Linked DNA regions of Homo sapiens: region 1 is linked to region 2. The links are chromatin loops, found by intact Hi-C in ENCODE. Cell type or tissue: K562. All regions are shown on one strand. Links, peaks and the distances in the headings refer to the core of each region. The heading gives the core; the rest is flanking DNA.

Region 1 (8,650 bases), core at 334-8,333, 260 kb after region 2:
CACAGACTGGCGTCTGCCGGCGTGGACACCAATGTCAGGGTAAACTGGGGCAGAGATAGACATCCGGGAACACTGCTTGAAGCAATAGTTTTCATTCTTTTACTTAAAACCAGTGTCGGCTGGGCGCGGTGGCTTACGCCTGTAATCCCAGTGCTTTGGGAGGCTGAGGTGAGAGGATCGCTTGAGTCCAGGAGTTCGACACCAGCCTGGGCAACAGCCAGACATGAAAAAGTAGCGGGACGTGGCAGTGTGCAGCTGTAGGCCCAGCTACTTGGGAAGTTGAAGTGAGAGGATCGCTTGAGCCTAGGAGTTTGAAGCAAGCAACGATCACTCCACTGCACTCCAGCCTGGGTGACAGAGCCAGACCCTTCTCTTAAGTAAATGAATGAATGAATTAACGTATGTCAACAAACTAAACTACTTTGTCATCTAGCCCAGAATGCTAAATTTCCAGGGCCTGCGGTGAACAATGAAAGCAAAAGAGAGCTGCTTTCTTTTTTTTTTTTTTGAGACGGAGTCTTGCTCTGTTGCCCAGGTGGGAGTGCAGTGGTGCAATCTCGACTTACTGCAACCTCTGTCTCCCAGGTTCAAGCTATTCTCCTGCCTCAGCCTCCCAAATAACTGGGACTACAGCCGCTCATCACCACACCTGGCTAATTTTTGTATTTTTAGTAGAGATGGGGTTTTACCATGTTGGCCAGGCTGGTCTCAAACTCCTGACCTCAGGTGATCCACCCACCTTGGCCTCCCAAAGTGCTGGGATTACAGGCCTGAGCCACCATGCCCGGCTCTGCTTTCTTATTTGATTCATTTTCCCTAGATTATTGTAACTGGACGTTCATTGTTTTGGGATCCTGATCCTGGTTCCTACTGGGTAACAAGTTGCTCTAGAAAGAAGGCGGAGGGGGACAGTAGACATTTATGTTTTAGATAGGGAGTTCTTTGATTTTATGTTTCAAAAGAAAAACTAAGTTTTCTTTCTGAAAATAAGCATAGTTTTGTTTTTTTTTTTTTTTTGAGACAGGGTCTTACTCTGTCGCCCAGGCTGGAGTGCAGTGGCCTGATCTTGGCTCAGTGCAGCCCCGACCCGGGGCTCAAGTGATCCTCCCTCTTAAGCCTCCCGCATAACTGGAACTACAGGCATGTGCCATCACACTTGGCTAATTTTTTAAATTTTCTGTAGAGACTAGGTCTCACTGTGTTTCCAGGCTGGTCTTGAACTCCTGGCCTCAAGTGATTTACCCACCTTGGCCTCCTAAACTGCTGGGATTACAGTTGTGAGCCACCACACCCAGCCCATAGTATTGTTTTAATACAGACAGTATAATATGTGCCCATTCTATGTTTTTCAAATGAATGTGTTGGTATTGACAGATCTGGAAGGTAGAAAAGGGACCAGATGGAAAAGCCATCGTGGAATTTTTGTCCAATCTTGCTCGTCATACCAAAGCCGTCAATGTTGTGCGTTTTTCTCCAACTGGGGAAATTTTAGCATCGGGAGGAGATGGTGAGTATTGCTGTCCTTCAGAGATTCTTCGGGAACCAGATAGATACCTGTGTGTCTTGTGTCAGATAGTGAGATTTGAGCTGGATATGCTTTTTTTTTTTTTTTGAGATAGAGTTTCACTCTTGTTCCCCAGGCTGGAGTGCAGTGGTGCAAACTCGACTCACTGCAACCTCCGCCTCCTGGGTTCAAGCGATTCTCCTGCCTCAGCCTCCTGAGTAGCTGGGATTACAGGCGCCTGCCACCACGCCCGGCTAGTTTTTTTGTGTGTTTTTAGTAGAGACAGGGTTTCATCATGTTGGTCAGGCTGATCTCGAACTCCTGACCTCAGGTGATCCACCTGCCTCGGCCTCCCAAAGTGTTGGGATTACAGGCGTGAGCCACTGCGCCCGGCCTGGATATGCTTTTTAGTTCAGGTGTGGCTGACCCTCTCAATCTGTCATTTAGGTAGTTCAGTAAAATACTGTTCTAGGGAATGTGGTAGAGTCAGGGAGGGAGGACAGCAAGATGAAACCAGGAACACCTGTTTGAAAACAGCTGCTTTCCCGCAAGCTCCCACCAGGCTGTTCTAAGACGAGATGGAAAGGCACTTACCATTCTGTCACATCCCAAGCAAGGCGACTGTTCTGGTTTTGTTGGATTGTTAGTTTAACATCTGTGGTGATCAGAGTCAGTTCTGTGTCTCTGTGTAATTAATTAAATGGCTTTAGGACTGTGTTAGTAATTAATTGGCTTTGGGAGTTTTTTTTTTTTTTTTTTTTGAGACAGTCTCACTGTTATCTAGGCTGGAGTGCAGTGGCACAATCTTGGCTCACTGCAACCTCTGCCTCCCAGGTTCAAGCGATTCTCCTGCCTCAGCCTCACAAGTAGCTGGGATTACAGGCGCCTGCCACCACCCCCGGCTAATTTTTGTATTTTTAGTAGAGATGGGGTTTCGCCTTGTCAGCCAGGCTGGTCTCAAACTCCTGAGCTCAGGCAATCTGCCTGCCTCGGCCTCCCAAAGTGCTAGGATTACAGGCGTGAGCCACCGCGCCCGGGCTATTTGGGCATGAATTCTAAACTGGGATATGAAAGAATTCAGCAATGGCAAAGTTCCTCATGGAGGTGTGCCATGCTCAGAAGTGCAGTGTGCCCTCCCACTGGCCCCTCTTCAGTGGGCCCTGAGTAGCTGCTCGTGTTTGATCTCCCTGTAAGAAAGGCAGTAGCTGAAAAGCACCTAAGCTGCCAACACTGTGGAAACCCCCGCAATGCTCCCTTTCTTCACAGTGACATACTTGTTGTAATACCCATAGTAGCCTCTGAAACGCTCCAGCAGTGCCGGTCGGGGTAAGATCCCGCGTCGGTACCCAGCTTGGCAGCTCCTCTGGTTTGACATCTGTGTGTTTTCTCCCATTCCCTGCTGTGACTGATGCTGCTTTGGAGTCCTGGTGTCTGCAGTGCCGGGCTGCTGGAGGGTGCTGGGGAGGGAGCATACCGGGAGTGTCATTAATGAATGGCCTTGTGATTTGTGCTTGCTTGTTTGGTGGGAATAGATTGATTCTTGTTTTCTGCCTGTGCTTAAATGGGATAAAACTATATGGAAAAAGTAAACCAGGCTGGGCGCGGTCGCTCACACATGTTGTAATCCCAGCACTTTGGGAGACCGAGGCAGGTGGATCATTTGGGGTCAGGAGTTTGAGATCAGCCTGGCCAATATAGTGAGACCTCATCTCTACTAAAAATACAAAAATTAGCTGGGCATGGTGGTGCGCTCCTATAATCCTAGCTACTCAGGAGGCTGAGGTGGAGAATCGCTGTAACCTGGGAGGTGGAAGTTGCACTGAGCCAAGATTGGGCCATTGCACTCCAGCCTGGGCAACAGAGTGAGAGTCTGTCTCAAAAAAAAAAAAAAAAAGTAAACCTTTTTACCATACTTTAAAACAATCTAGAAACTATTACAAAATAAAACAGAAATCTAAAGTTTTTTTTTGCAGGAGGAGGAAAAGAGACCTGGTTGAGTTCAGTGCCATGATACCCAGAGTGCATGAAGGGATGTGTGTGTGTGTGTGTGTGTGTGTGTGTGTGTGTGTGTGTGCGCGCGCACGCTGATTTGTAGAGGGAAAAGTGGGGAGCAGGAGCGCCACCTGGGGGTGGCTACCTGCTGTCTGCCCTGAGGTTGCACATGGCAGCCCCCATTTTCCAAAGTCCCTTGGTCTTGGAGGCCCAGAAACCTGCTGTTGTCAGCACGTGGAGAGTGTTCATCCATCAGGGCCAATGGCATGTTAACCAAGCTCCCAGACTAATGTGTGCGAATAGGATTCCGGTTAACTTAGCATGGGAATGCAGGCTGGGTGCGGTGGCTCACGCCTGTAATCCCAGCACTTTGGGAGGCTGAGGTGGGCAGATCACCTGAGGTCAGGGGTTCGAGACCAGCCTGACCAACATGGAGAAACCTCGTCTCTACTAAAAATACAAAATTAGCTGGGTGTGGTGGTGCATACCTGTAGTCCCAGCTATTCGGGAGGCTGAGGCAGGAGAATCGCCTGAACCCGGGAGGCGAAGGTTGTGGTGAGCCAAGATTGCACCATTGCACTCCAGCCTGGGCAATAAGAGTGAAACACCATCTCAAAAAAAAAAAAAAAAAAGAAAGAAAAACAAAGAATGGGAATGCGTATGTCCTCACAACCTCATTCATTCACTGTCCTGCTGTGCACATTCCTAAAAGGGAAGCTAAGGGATGGTCAGAAGGTTACGTGGTAATCGTAGAGTCAGAATGTGGGGAGTTATTGGACTTAGACAATGGGTGACCTCAGGCTAAAGTACCTGATATCTATAATGGTATTAATAGCTGACACTTACATGGGGCTTACTATCTGCCAGCCATTGTGTTGTAAGTGTGTTATATACATTGGCCAATTTAATCCTCACAACAGCCTGTGAGGTAGATATATTGTTATCCTCATTTTTGAGACAGGGTCTTGCTCTGTCACTGAGGCTAGAGTGCAGTGGCAAGATCAGGACTCACTGCAGCCTCCACCTCCCGGGCTCAAGTGATCCTCCCACCTCAGCCTCCTGCGTAGTGGGACCAGAGGTGTGTGCCACCACACCTGGCTAATTTTTTTGATTTTTAGTAGAGACAAGGTCTTGCTCTCTTGCCCAGGCTGGTCTTGAGCTCCTGGGCTAAAACAACCCTTCCATCTCAGCCTCCCAAAGTGCTGGCATTACAGGCGTGAGCCACCCCACCCTGCCTATTATCCCCATTTACAGGTGAGGAAACTGAGACATCAAGATGCTAAGTGACTTGCTGAAGGTTTCTGAGCTAGGAACATTTGCCAACCCTTGCACTGAGGGTTCTTTGCTGTTTTGTTTTTCTATTCAGCTATTTATAGGTTATGCCTTCAGATTTATTAATGTAGCCAGTCATTTTGCAGTGGCATTTGCTGGCCTAGGGACCCTTCTGTTTAAGGTGATTTTGTATAGCTCTGATCTGTTATGAATTTGATTTTGGAGTTTTAGCTCAGAAGGCAATTTGCCTACTTTCCCTGTTGAAATGCTTGGAAGTAAATCATCCTGGCCATAGTGTCCACTGAACAACATAAATGTTGTTTTAATACCCTAAAAATCCTGACATGCAGCTAATTTTTTTGTATTTTTAGTAGAGACAGTTAGCCAGGATGGTCCTGGGAGGCAGAGGTTGCAGTGAGCCAAGATTGCGCCACTGCACTCCAGCCTGGGCGACAGGGTGAGACTCCGTCTCAAAAAAAAAAAAAAAAATGAAAATAAAAATCCTAATATGAAGGAGTGTGGGTGAAGCGTGGATCACTGTTACTGAATCACCCTGCAGATGCTGTCATCCTATTGTGGAAGGTGAATGATAACAAGGAGCCGGAGCAGATCGCTTTTCAGGATGAGGACGAGGCCCAGCTGAACAAGGAGAACTGGACGGTTGTGAAGACTCTGCGGTAACTTGGGAGGGACCATGGCAGTGATCTCTGTTTACGATGAGTGCATTAAATGGAATATACCTTTTGACTTTTTTTTTCTTTTCTTTTGAGATAGGGTCTCATTGTCGCCCAGGCTGGAGTGCTGTACTGTGATCACAGTACCCTGCAGCCTTGACTTCCCGGGCTCAAGTGATCCTCTCACCTCCCAAATAGCTGGGACTACAGGTGCATGCTACCATGCCCTGCTGATTTTTAAATTTTTTTTTTTTTTTTTTTTTTTTTTTTTTAGTATTTATTGATCATTCTTGGGTGTTTCTCGGAGAGGGGGATTTGGCAGGGTCATAGGACAATAGTGGAGGGAAGGTCAGCAGATAAACAAGTGAACAAGGGTCTCTGGTTTTCCTAGGCAGAGGACCCAGTGGCCTTCCGCAGTGTTTGTGTCCCTGGGTACTTGAGATTAGGGAGTGGTGATGACTCTGAAGGAGCATGCTGCCTTCAAGCATCTGTTTAACAAAGCACATCTTGTACCGTCCTTAATCCATTTAACCCTGAGTTGACACAGCACATGTTTCAGAGAGCAGGGGGTTGGGGGTAAGGTTATAGATTAGCAGCATCCCAAGGCAGAAGAATTTTTCTTAGTACAGAACAAAATGGAGTCTCCTATGTCTACCTCTTTCTACACAGACACAGCAACAATCTGATTTCTCTATCTTTTCCCCACATTTCCCCTTTTTCTATTCGACAAAACCGCCATCGTCATCATGGCCCGTTCTCAGTGAGCTGTTGGGTACACCTCCCAGACGGGGTGGCGGCCGGGTAGAGGGGCTCCTCACTTCCCAGACAGGGCGGCCGGGCAGAGGCGCCCCCCACCTCCCGGACGGGGCAGCTGGCCGGGCGGGGGCTGCCCCCCACCTCCTGGACGGGGCAGCTGCCGGGCAGAGATGCTCCTCTCTTCCCAGACGGGGCGGCTGCTGGGCGGAGGGGCTCCTCTCTTCCCAGACGGGGCGGCTGCCGGGCGGAGGGGCTCCTCACTTCTCAGACGGGGCGGCCGGGCAGAGACGCTCCTCACCTCCCAGACAGGGCGGCGGGGCAGAGGCGCTCCCCACATCTCAGACGATGGGCGGCCGGGCAGAGACGCTACTCACTTCCTAGACGGGGTGGCGGCCGGGCAGAGGCTGCAATCTCAGCACTTTGGGAGGCCAAGGCAGGCGGCTGGGAGGTGGAGGTTGTAGCGAGCGGAGACCACGCCAGTGCCCTCCAGCCTGGGCAACATTGAGCACTGAGTGAGTGAGACTCTGTCTGCAATCCCGGCACCTCGGGAGGCTGAGGCTGGCAGATCACTCGCGATTAGGAGCTGGAGACCAGCCCGGCCAACACAGCGAAACCCCATCTCCACCAAAAAAATACGAAAACCAGACAGGCGTGGCGGCGTGCGCCTGCAATCCCAGGCACTCGGCAGGCTGAGGCAGGAGAATCAGGCAGGGAGGTTGCAGTGAGCCGAGATGGCGGCAGTACCGTCCAGCCTCGGCTTGGCATCAGAGGGAGACTGTGGAGAGAGCGGGAGAGGGAGAGGGAGACGGTGGAGGGAGAGGGAGAGGGAGAGGATTTTTAAATTTCTGTGGAGACAGGGTCTCACTATGTTGCCCAGGCTGGTCTAATTTAGAAGTTTTATTTATATGAAACAGTCCTAAGACAATAGTTTTAAAGGATGAAAGCATAATTAAAATGGATTTTCTTAGTTTCGGCTATACATTTTTCTTAGTAAAAAGTATTCAATTTTAAAGATACAGCTATCCTTTTTTTTTTTTTTTTTTTTTTTAGATGGAGTTTTGCTCTTGTTGCCCAGGCTGGAGTGCAATGGCATGATCTCGGCTCACCGCAACCTCTGCCTCCTGGGTTCAAGCGATTCTCCTACCTCAGCCTCCCGAGTAGCTGGGATTACAGGCCTGCACCACTATGCCCAGCTAATTTTTTTGTATTTTTAGTAGAGACGGGGTTTCTCCATGTTGGTCAGGCTAGTCTCAAACTCCCAACCTCAGGTGATCCGCCCACCTCGGCCTCCCAAAGTGCTGGGATTACAGGCGTGAGCCACTGCGACCGGTCAGATATAGCTATCCTTGAAAGTAGTTTTTTATAGCTATAGCTAATATAGTGCCAGTGGAAATTTTGGAATCTCATTTTAATGCTTAGTTCTGGAGATTGTCCTTATATTTTTGATAACTTGTCCGTTTTTGAGTTAATAATTGCTTTTTGTTTTGTTTTGTTTAGAGTCAGAGTCTCACTCTGTTGCGCAGGCTGGAGTGCAGTGGCATGATCTTGGCTCACTGCAATCTCTGCCTGCTGGGTTCAGGGGATTCTCCTGCCTCAGCCCCCAAGTAGCAGGGACTACAGGTGTGCGCCACCACACCTGGCTATTTTTTTTTTGGCTAATTTTTTTTTTTTTTTGAGATGGAGTCTCACTCTGTCGCCAGGCTGGAGTGTAGTGGCGCGATCTTGGCTCACTGCAATCTCTGCCTCCCAGGTTCAAGTGATTCCCCTCCCTCACCCTCCTGAGTAGCTGGGTCTGCAGGTGTGCACCACCACGCCTGGCTAATTTTTTGTATTTTAGTAGAGACGTGGTTTCACCATGTTGGCCAGGATGGTCTCGATCTCCCGACCTTGTGATCTGCCTGCCTCGGCCTCCCAAAGTGCTGGGATTACAGGCGTGAGCCACAGCACCTGGCTGATTTTTGTATTTTGAGTAGAGATGGGATTTTACTGTGTTAGCCAGGCTGGCCTTGAACTCCTGACCACAGGCAGTCTGTCTACCTTGGCCTCCCAAAGTGCTGGGATTACAGGGGTAAGCTGCTATACCTGGGGAGTAATTGCTTTTTTCCTCTTTGTTTTTGGATTCTAGGGGCCACTTAGAAGATGTGTATGATATTTGCTGGGCAACTGATGGGAATTTAATGGCTTCTGCCTCTGTGGATAACACAGCCATCATATGGGATGTCAGCAAAGGTAAATGATATATTTTTGTTATTAGCAGGAAGAAATATTCTAAGCATCTATAAAAGCCTAAAAGTCTAACTTGCTTTAACTTTTTTTTTTTTTTTTTTTGAGACAGGATCTCACTCTGCCGCCCAGGCTGGAGTGCAGTGGTGCGATCTTGGTTCACTGCAACCTCTGCCTCCTAGATTCAAGCGATCCTCCTGCCTCAGTCTCCCAAGTAGCTGGGACTACA
Region 2 (8,650 bases), core at 383-8,382:
CAGAAGACTGAGGTAGGAGGATCACTTGAGCCCAGGGAGGTCAAGACTGCAGTGAGCTATGATTGCACCACTGGGCTCCAGCCTGAGCAACAGAGCGAGACCTTGTCTCAAAAAAGAAAAAAAAAAAAAAAACCCACTACGTGAAAGTCAGTCACAAAGGGCCACATCTTACTGTTTCATTTATCTGAAATGTCTAGAATTGGTAAGTCTATATAAATGGAAAACAGGTTAGTGGCTGCCTAGGGATGAAGGCATGGAAGGAAATGGGGAATGACTGCTAATGGCTATGGGGTTTGTTTTAGGGGTGATGAAAATGTCCCAAAATAGTGGTAATGGTTGTATAATTCTGTGAACATACTATCAATCATTGAATTGTATACTTTAAATGGGATTTAATTCACATTACATCTCAATAAAACTATTTTTTAAAGAAGAAAATGTTCAAGGAACAAGGGTTGCTAAATAACAGAGGATAACTGTTGTTTGACAACAGCACAAAAATTATTTCCCAAAAAGTGTAATGGCCCTGGAAAATGAGTGCAACGGGATCTTCTCTTGAACCTGGATAGCGGGGTGTGGACAGCTGGGCACACTGAAGGCGGTGATACAGAACTAAAAGCAACAGGACAGCTATGAAGGGAAAAGAAAATCAGTGTGGCTACCAAGACATTTTAGTGTCTGCTTTCAAGAAGGTCCTCCCCCCATGCTTGGCTCATGATATGGGGTGAGTCTCTTGTTAGAGTGGAACATATAGGTCAGTGTAAAGTGTGGAGACCAGCACCTGACTCTGAGCAAGAGTTCCATGAATATTAGCTTTCTATTTTTAAAAACCCACTAAAAGTCTGGGCACAGTGGCTCATGCCTATAATCTCAGCACTTTGGGAGGCTGTAGTGGGTAGGATCGTTTGAGCCCAGGAATTTGAGACCAGCCTGAGCAACACAGTGAGAACCCATGTCTACCAAAAATTTAGCCAGGCTTGGTGGTGCACACCTGTAGTCCCAACTGCTCAGGAAGCTTGAACCCAAGAGGTTGAAGCTGCAGTGAGCCGAGATCACGCCACTGCATTCCAGCCTGGCCAACAGAGGGAGCCTGTCTCAAAAAAATAAATAAATAAATAAATAAATAAATAAATAAATAAATAATAAAAAAATATGAAGCCACTAACAAAGGAGGGTAGGAAATAGTTAACAATCCAGTTATATTCTCTTTAGAGACACGCAATACCAGATAACAAAAACAATAAAGATGGCTATCTTAGTCCCTTTTCTGTTGCTATAACTGAATGCCTGAGACTGGGTAAATTGTAAAGAAAATACATTCATTTCTTACGGTCTGGAGGCTGGAAGTTCAAGGTCAAGGAGCTGCATCTGGTGAGGGCCTTCTTGCTAGTGGGGACTCTCTGCAGAGTTCCAAGGTGGTACAGGGTCACATGGCAAGGAGTACACAAGAGAATGCCAAGTGGCTTTTATAACAGACTCAGTTTTAAAATAACTAACCCATTCCCATGATAACCCATTAATCCATTAACCCATTAATCCATGATATATTAATCCTTTGGTGAGGACAGAGCACTAATGACCCAATCACCTCGTACAGGCTCCACCTGTCAATATTGTTACATTTGGGATTAAGTTTCATCATGAGTTTCAGAGGGGAGAAGCATTCAAACCATAGCAAACTCCTATGATGGTAGAAAAATAAATATAAGAGCAAACTGTACCAAAAGGAAACTAAGCTTTATATATGCTTCTATAGTTTGAATTATGTGTCCTCCCAAAATTTATATGTTGAAACCTAATCACCAAGATGATGGTATTAGAAAGTGGAGCTTTTGGGGAGGTGATTGGGTCATGAGGGCTCTGTCCTCACAAATGGGATTAATGACCTTATAAAAGATATATAAGGGAGCTGCTTCCCTCCTTTTTGCCCTTCCACCATGTGAAGACAAAGCGTCCATCCCCTCTGGAGGGCAAAACAACAAGGCATCATCTTGGAAGCACAGACCAGGCCCTCACTAGACTTCCTAGAACCTTGACCTTGGACTTTCTAGTCTCCAGAACCACAAGAAGTAAATTTCTATTGTTTATAAATTACCCAGTCTCATGTATTTTGTTATAGCAGCACAAATGGACTAAGACATGCAGGCAAGAATTTATGATAGGCCGGGCACGGTGGCTCATGCCTGTAATTCCAGCACTTTAGGAGGCCGGGGTGGGAGGATCATCTGAGATCAGGAGTTTGAGACCAGCCTGGCCAACATGGCGAAATCCCATCTCTACTAAAAAACATATATATATACAAAAATTAGCCAGGTGTGGTGGTGCACACTTGTAATCTTAGCTACTCAGGAGGCTAAGACAGGAGAATTGCAGAATTCTTCTGCAATTCAGGAAGCAGAGGTTGCAGTGAGCTGAGATCGTGCCACTGTACTCCAGCCTGGGCAACAGAGCAAGACTCCATCTCAAAAAAGAATTTATGATAAACAAGTCAGGCTATCCAGATGCAAGGGCTCATGCCTGTAATTCCAGGACTTTAGGAGGCCAAGGTAGGAGGATTGCTCTAGCCCAGGAGTTCAAGACCACCTTGGGCAACATAGCAAGACCCCACCTCTTAAAAACATATATAAAAATAAAAAATTGTCCAGGCATGGTGGCACAGACCTGTAGTCTCAGCTACAAAGGATCGCTTGAGCCTGGGAGGTCAAGGCTGCAGTGAGCCATTATCATGCCACTGCATTCCATCCTGGGCAACAGAGCAAGACACTGTCTCAAAAAAGAAAAAAAAAATTCAGGCTAAATAATATATTAGACCAGTTGAAAGGGATCAATAGAAACATTAAAGAAAGATTCTATAGTGGGTTAGTTCTGCAGTGTCCCCTCAAAATTCATGTCCACCTGCCATCTCAGAATGTGCCCTTTTGGTAATAGGGTCTTTACAGATGTAATTAGTTAAGATGAGATTATGCTGGAAGACTAATGTCCTTATAAGAAGAGGAGAAGGGTCAGGCATGGTGGCTTATGCCTGTAATCCCAGCACTTTGGGAGGCTGAGGCGGGTGGATCACTTGAGGTCAGGAGTTCGAGACCAGCCTGGCCAACATGGTGAAACCGTGTCTCTACTAAAAATACACAAATTAGCTAGGTGTAGTGGCAGGCGCCTGTAATCCTGGCTACTCGGGAGGCTGAGGCTTGAGAATCGCTTGAACACAGGAGACGGAGGTTGCAGTGAGCCAAGATCATGCCACTGCACTCCAGCCTAGGCGACAGAGTGAGACTGTCTCAGGAAAAAAAATTAAAAAAAAAAGGAACAGGAGAGGAGAAGACATACACAGATGCTCAGCAGAGACAGCAGCCATATGAAGACAGAGGCAGACATTGGTGTGATGCTGCCCCAAGACAAGGAATGCCAAAGATTGCTAGCAACCACCAGCAAGTGGAAGAGGCAGGGAAGGATTCTTTCCCAGCGCTTGGAGAGAGAGCATGGTCCTGACAACATTTTGATCTCGGACTTCTGGCTTCCAGAACTATGAGAGAATGAAGCTCTGCACCTGTATTTGGTGTTTAGTTATGGTGACCGCAGGAAACTGATACATATGCCATGTAGTGCAGCCACTCAACCACAAGGGGCACTGTCTGGCAGCAAGTTCTACAAACACAAACTGTCCAAAATAATCACTGAAGTTCACAGAGAAAGCCATACAAATAGCATTCAAATATTTTTAACGATGATCAACAGGCTACAATTTATCATTTTTAAAAACATAAAACCATTATCATCTTGCTGAATAATTCATGACCTTTGTAACAAACTGGCTGAGAACCACTTTTAAAGAACATCCTGGTCCGGCTATCATTACACACACGGGAGGGTATCTGTAGGATAAATTCCCCCAACAATTCCCTTTCCAGGAAGAGACGCATATTTTTAATTTCAATAGACAACAGCCAAATTGCCCTCCAAAGAGGAGGTACATTACACTCGCCAGAAATATACATGAATGGCTGGTTTTCCCCAGGCTTGGCAATACTTTGCCAAGCTAAGAGGTAAGAATGGGCTTTAAAATAAACCCTGATCCAGCTCCCAAGGAGAGGACTGGGGCCTTCGGACCCACATTTCCCAGCACAGGTGCTTCACCAGCCTGCCATGGCCCCTTCTCTGTCCAGTTTAGCAAGGGTGTGGCAGATTTCCTTTCAGGCACAGAGCCCAGCCTTCCAGACATCACACTTAAACTGGTTCCTACCACATTTGCAAGGAGAATCTCTTCTTCCAAGTCAGCAGTGTTTACAATAAGCAGTATGCTTTTCCCTGAGTCACTCTGAATATAGAGACCAGAAACCAATTCCAGGGTAGCAAAGGGACAGCCACCATGGTGACCTCAAGCATACAAATCACACACCTGCTTGTCCTGCCTGGTCAAGCCCTGTTGGGACCATGCATAATCCTGACCCCAGCACTCAGGCACAGAACACTTAGGAGAGGAAGGCGAGGTTTCAGCTACATGAGGTGGCATTGTAGGAATTGTCTTCTCCCTGACACCCCCCATGGCACTCAACAGCCTCACTGTCCTGACCCTAAGCCACTTTGTGACCCACCCCTGGGAAGGGCAGGCAGTGAAGAACTAGGCATAGAGAAGAGGAGGTGGGGAGTTACCAAGCTGTTTGCTGACCTCTTCATTTGACTCAGAACCTGACCTTAATCTTGCTTCCAGAAAAACAATGGGCCCCATTCCTGCCCAAGCTTGCCTTCTGCAACCCAGACTTTCTTAGAACGCGATGGGAGTCAAGAGCGCTTTCTTTAAGGCGAAGCTGTAGACAGGTTCCCCTCACCTCCCACCTCTGCCCACATTATCTGCCTCTAGCAAATAATGGTAGTCATGACTGTGCCTGTTACCCAGGAGAACACCAATCAATGGCTGTAAAGACATGAATGTATGGTTTTAGATGGTGTCTGCCTGCCTTTGCTGAAAAAATGTAAGAACAGCAAACATTTATGTATTACCGTTTGTCAGTACTGCTCTAAGCACTTTTATAATATTAAACATTCATGCTGTACTCCTTACAGCAATCGTAAGAGCTAGGCACTAAAACTATTCCCATTGTACAGATGAGCAAACTGAGACACTGAGAGATTGGGAACCTTGCCCACGATCACACAGTGAGTAAGTAGGAGCTACAATAAGGAGCCATGAAGGCAGGGAGCTCCACTCCTGCCCTTCCCAGGCCTCTGTTCACTCCTGAGCATGACTGGTACCTAACAGGTGCTCAGACAGTCGCTGGATGCAGATGAGGGAACGGCTGTGGACATTCAGTCCTTCAGACCACAAAAGGACTTTGGAAGGAGAAGAACCCTGGAAGAATGCCATGTTACTGGCAAAGGTTTGGGTTCTTACCCAGTGATTTGGTAAACACAAAGGGACAATGGCATTAAGTGATAGCAAAGCCAATCTAAACAGAATCACAGCAGTAAACCACCAGAACCCACAACTTTTTTTTTTTTTTTTTTTTTGAGACAGAGTTTTGCTCTTGTTGCCCACGCTGGAATGCAATGGCGCCATCTCGGCTCGCCACAACCTCCACCTCCCGGGCTCACCCAATCCTCCCAGCTGGAACTACCGCACACACCACCACACCCAGCTAATTTTTGTATTTTTGGTAGAGACAGGGTTTCACTATGTTGCCCAGGCTGGACTCAAGCTACCCACCTACCTCAGCCTCCCAAAGTGCTAGAATTACAGGCATGAGCCACCATGCCTGGCCACCAGTATTTTGCCAGGCTGGAGTGCAGTGGCACAATCTCGGCTCACTGCAACCTCCGCCTCCCGAGTTCAAGCAATTCTTCTGCCTCAGCCTCCCTGAGTAGCTGGGACTACAGGCACGCACCACCACACCCAGCTGATTTTTGTATTTGTAGTAGAGATGAGGTTTCAGCATGTTGGCCAGATTGTTCTCAATCTCTTGACCTTGTGATCCACCCTCCTCAGCCTGTTGGGATTACAGGCACGAGCCACTGAGCCCGGCCCAGTCTTTTTCTTAAAAAATCTGCTCACAATTCCAATTATTTGCGCAATGCTGTACTAAGTACAAGAGAAAGGTGTTTCCTCTCAGCCAGGACAGAAGGTAGGAATCTTCCTGTAACTGCAGTCCTTTCTATGGCCACTAAAACAAATTACCACAAACTGAGGGGCGTGAGATAACACATGTTTATGATCTTATCATTCTGGAGGTTAGAAGTCCTAAAGTCAAGGTATCAGAGCCGTGCTCCTTCCAGAATCCCTGAGGGAGGAACCCCTCTGCTGTCCTGTCAACTTCTGGAGGCTGTCTGTGTTCCTTGGCACATGCCCTTCCTCCATCTCCAAATCTCTCCTGACCTCTGCTTCTACCACATCTTCGTCTTGGACCCTTCTGCCTCCCTCTCATAAAGACCCTTGGGTCTACACTGGACCCACCTTGGTAACCCAGGCTAATCTCCCCACATCAAGATCCGTAATCACTTCTGCAAAGTCCCTCTTGTGAAGGAAAGCAAATTCACAGGCTCTGCAGATTCTAATGCAGACCTCTTGGGGGAGGGGCATTATTCTGTCGACGGCAATAACCGGAGCCATTTCTTTCTTTCTTTCTTTCTTTTTCTTTTTTTTTTTTTTGAGACAAAGTCTCACTCTATTGCCAGGCTCCAGTGCTGTGGTGTGATCTTGGCTCACTGCAACCTCCACCCCCTGGGTTCAAGCAATTCTCCTGCCTCAGCCTCCTGAGTAGCTGAGACTACAGATGGACGCCACCACACCTGGTTTTTTTTTGTTTTGTTTTGTTTTGTTTTTTTGTTTTTGAGACAGAGTCTCACTCTGTCTCTGTCACCCAGGCTGGAATGCAGTGGCCTGATCTCAGCTCACTGCAAGCTCTGCCTCCCAGGTTCACACCATTCTCCTGCCTCAGCCCTCCCGAGTAGCTGGGACTACAGGCGACCGCCACCATGCCCGGCCAGTTATTTTTTCGTATTTTTAGTAGAGATAGGGTTTCACCGTGTTAGCCAGGATAGTCTTGAACTCCTGGTTTCAAGTGATCTGCCTGCCTTGGCCTCCCAAAATGCTGGGATTACAGGTATGAGCCACAGGAAAAAAAAATCACTTTCCCAATCTGCAAAATGGCTACTGTCCTCAATTTCCCCAAACTAATCCCTCTCAATGATGACCTCAAATCTCTCACCCTCCAAAGAGATAACAGATGCCCTCAGGAAGGCCTTAGTTTCCCCAACATGCTTGGGTCTAAACCCACACACTCTGCCTTTCCTTCTGTTACAAGAGAAGAGGTGTGCTGTTTCCCCCTCCACACCCCCACCTGATTCCTGGATCCACCCGTGCTTGGTCTTCCCACACATTTTGTTCTTGCAATTCTTCCTGTTCTTCAACTGTTCTCTCTCTGAGATTATTGTCATTACATAAAAACATGCTTTAATATCTCTCTCGGCTTTTGAAATTCTTTAAAAAGGAGTTAAGTTGTGCAATGTGAGTTCATTGACCACAATGGATTTAAGTTAGAAATCAATCGCAAGATAGCCGGAAAAATCCCCAAGTAAGTTGGAAACTTAAAAAATACACTTCTAGCCAGGGGCAGTGGCTCACGCCTGTAATCCCAGCATTTTGGAAGGCCAAGGCAGGCAGAGTGCTTGAGGTCAGGACTTCGAGACCAGCCTGGTCAACATGGTGAAACCCCATCTCTACTAAAAATACAAAAATTAGCTGGGCTTGGTGGCGGGTGCATCCCAGTTACTCAGGAGGCTGAGGCACAAGAATCGCTTAAATCCAGGAGGTGGAGGCTGCAGTGAACTGAGATGGCACCACTACATTCCAGCCTCAGTGATAGAGCAAGACTCTGTCTCAAAAAATAAATAAATAAGAATAAAAATAAAAATAGGCGGCCGGGCTGGAGGGCCCTGCCAGGGGTGGGGGTGGGGGTGGGTGCGGGGAGCCCCGCGGCGGGGGCGGGCGCGGAGTCACGGGGGTGGGGTCACTCGCGGTGGCTCGGGGAGGCCAGCTGGGAGGGGAGGGGGCCGTGGGGGCGGCTCGGCTGAACCAGCCCCGGCTGGGCAGCAGCGGGGACGCCGGGGGCCGGGGCCAGGGCTTTCCGGGCTTAGGTGAGGCCGCCGTGGGCCCCATCTTCCGGCGGTCGCCGGAGTTTGTGGTGATTGTTGCTGCCGCCGCCACCCCCCCGGCTGCCATCTCCTCCTCCTGGGCCGCCGCCTCCTCCTCTTCCTCCTCCTCCTGGGCCGGGCTGATCCCCTCCCCGCTGCCGCCTCCTCCTGGGCTGGGCCCGCGGTGTCTCGTCCCCTCGCGGAGCCGCTCCTGCCGCCGCCGCCGCCGCCTCCTCATTCATCCTCGTGCACCATAGGCGGCACAGGCACCAAGATGTCCAACCGAGTGGTCTGCCGAGAAGCCAGTCACGCCGGGAGCTGGTACACAGCCTCAGGACCGCAGCTGAATGCACAGCTAGAAGGTTGGCTTTCACAAGTACAGTCTACAAAAAGACCTGCTAGAGCCATTATTGCCCCCCATGCAGGATATACGTACTGTGGGTCTTGTGCTGCCCATGCTTATAAACAAGTGGATCCGTCTATTACCCGGAGAATTTTCATCCTTGGGCCTTCTCATCATGTGCCC

What was found. Peaks named below come from ENCODE experiments on the same cell type or tissue, not always from the same donor. Only the 100,000 strongest peaks of a DNase experiment are listed, where the experiment ranks them.
Region 1: a loop joins it to region 2, with 4 times the contacts of the local background. A loop is called at or near these places in 2 of 110 quality-filtered maps.

Annotation. Positions count from the first base shown.
Region 1 is chr21:36,386,224-36,394,873 of GRCh38, forward strand. It overlaps CHAF1B (chromatin assembly factor 1 subunit B), which reads left to right. Exons shown (of 14, transcript NM_005441.3): 2 at 1-39; 3 at 1,375-1,507; 4 at 5,328-5,445; 5 at 8,324-8,427. It also overlaps the pseudogene ATP5MFP1. Among named protein-coding and RNA genes, the nearest start is that of CHAF1B, 5.2 kb to the left of the region's middle. RefSeq lists enhancers at 1-121, 122-621. In K562, for the core only: a CTCF peak has its summit at 3,627 (motif pointing left); a DNase peak (open chromatin) is centred at 3,628.
Region 2 is chr21:36,122,091-36,130,740 of GRCh38, forward strand. It overlaps CBR1-AS1 (CBR1 antisense RNA 1), which reads right to left and starts at 4,550. Exons shown (of 4, transcript NR_040084.1): 1 at 4,397-4,550. It also overlaps the pseudogene MEMO1P1. In K562, for the core only: CTCF peaks have their summits at 1,070 (motif pointing right) and 3,627; a DNase peak (open chromatin) is centred at 3,611; H3K4me3 peaks cover 262 bases; H3K27me3 peaks cover 3,784 bases.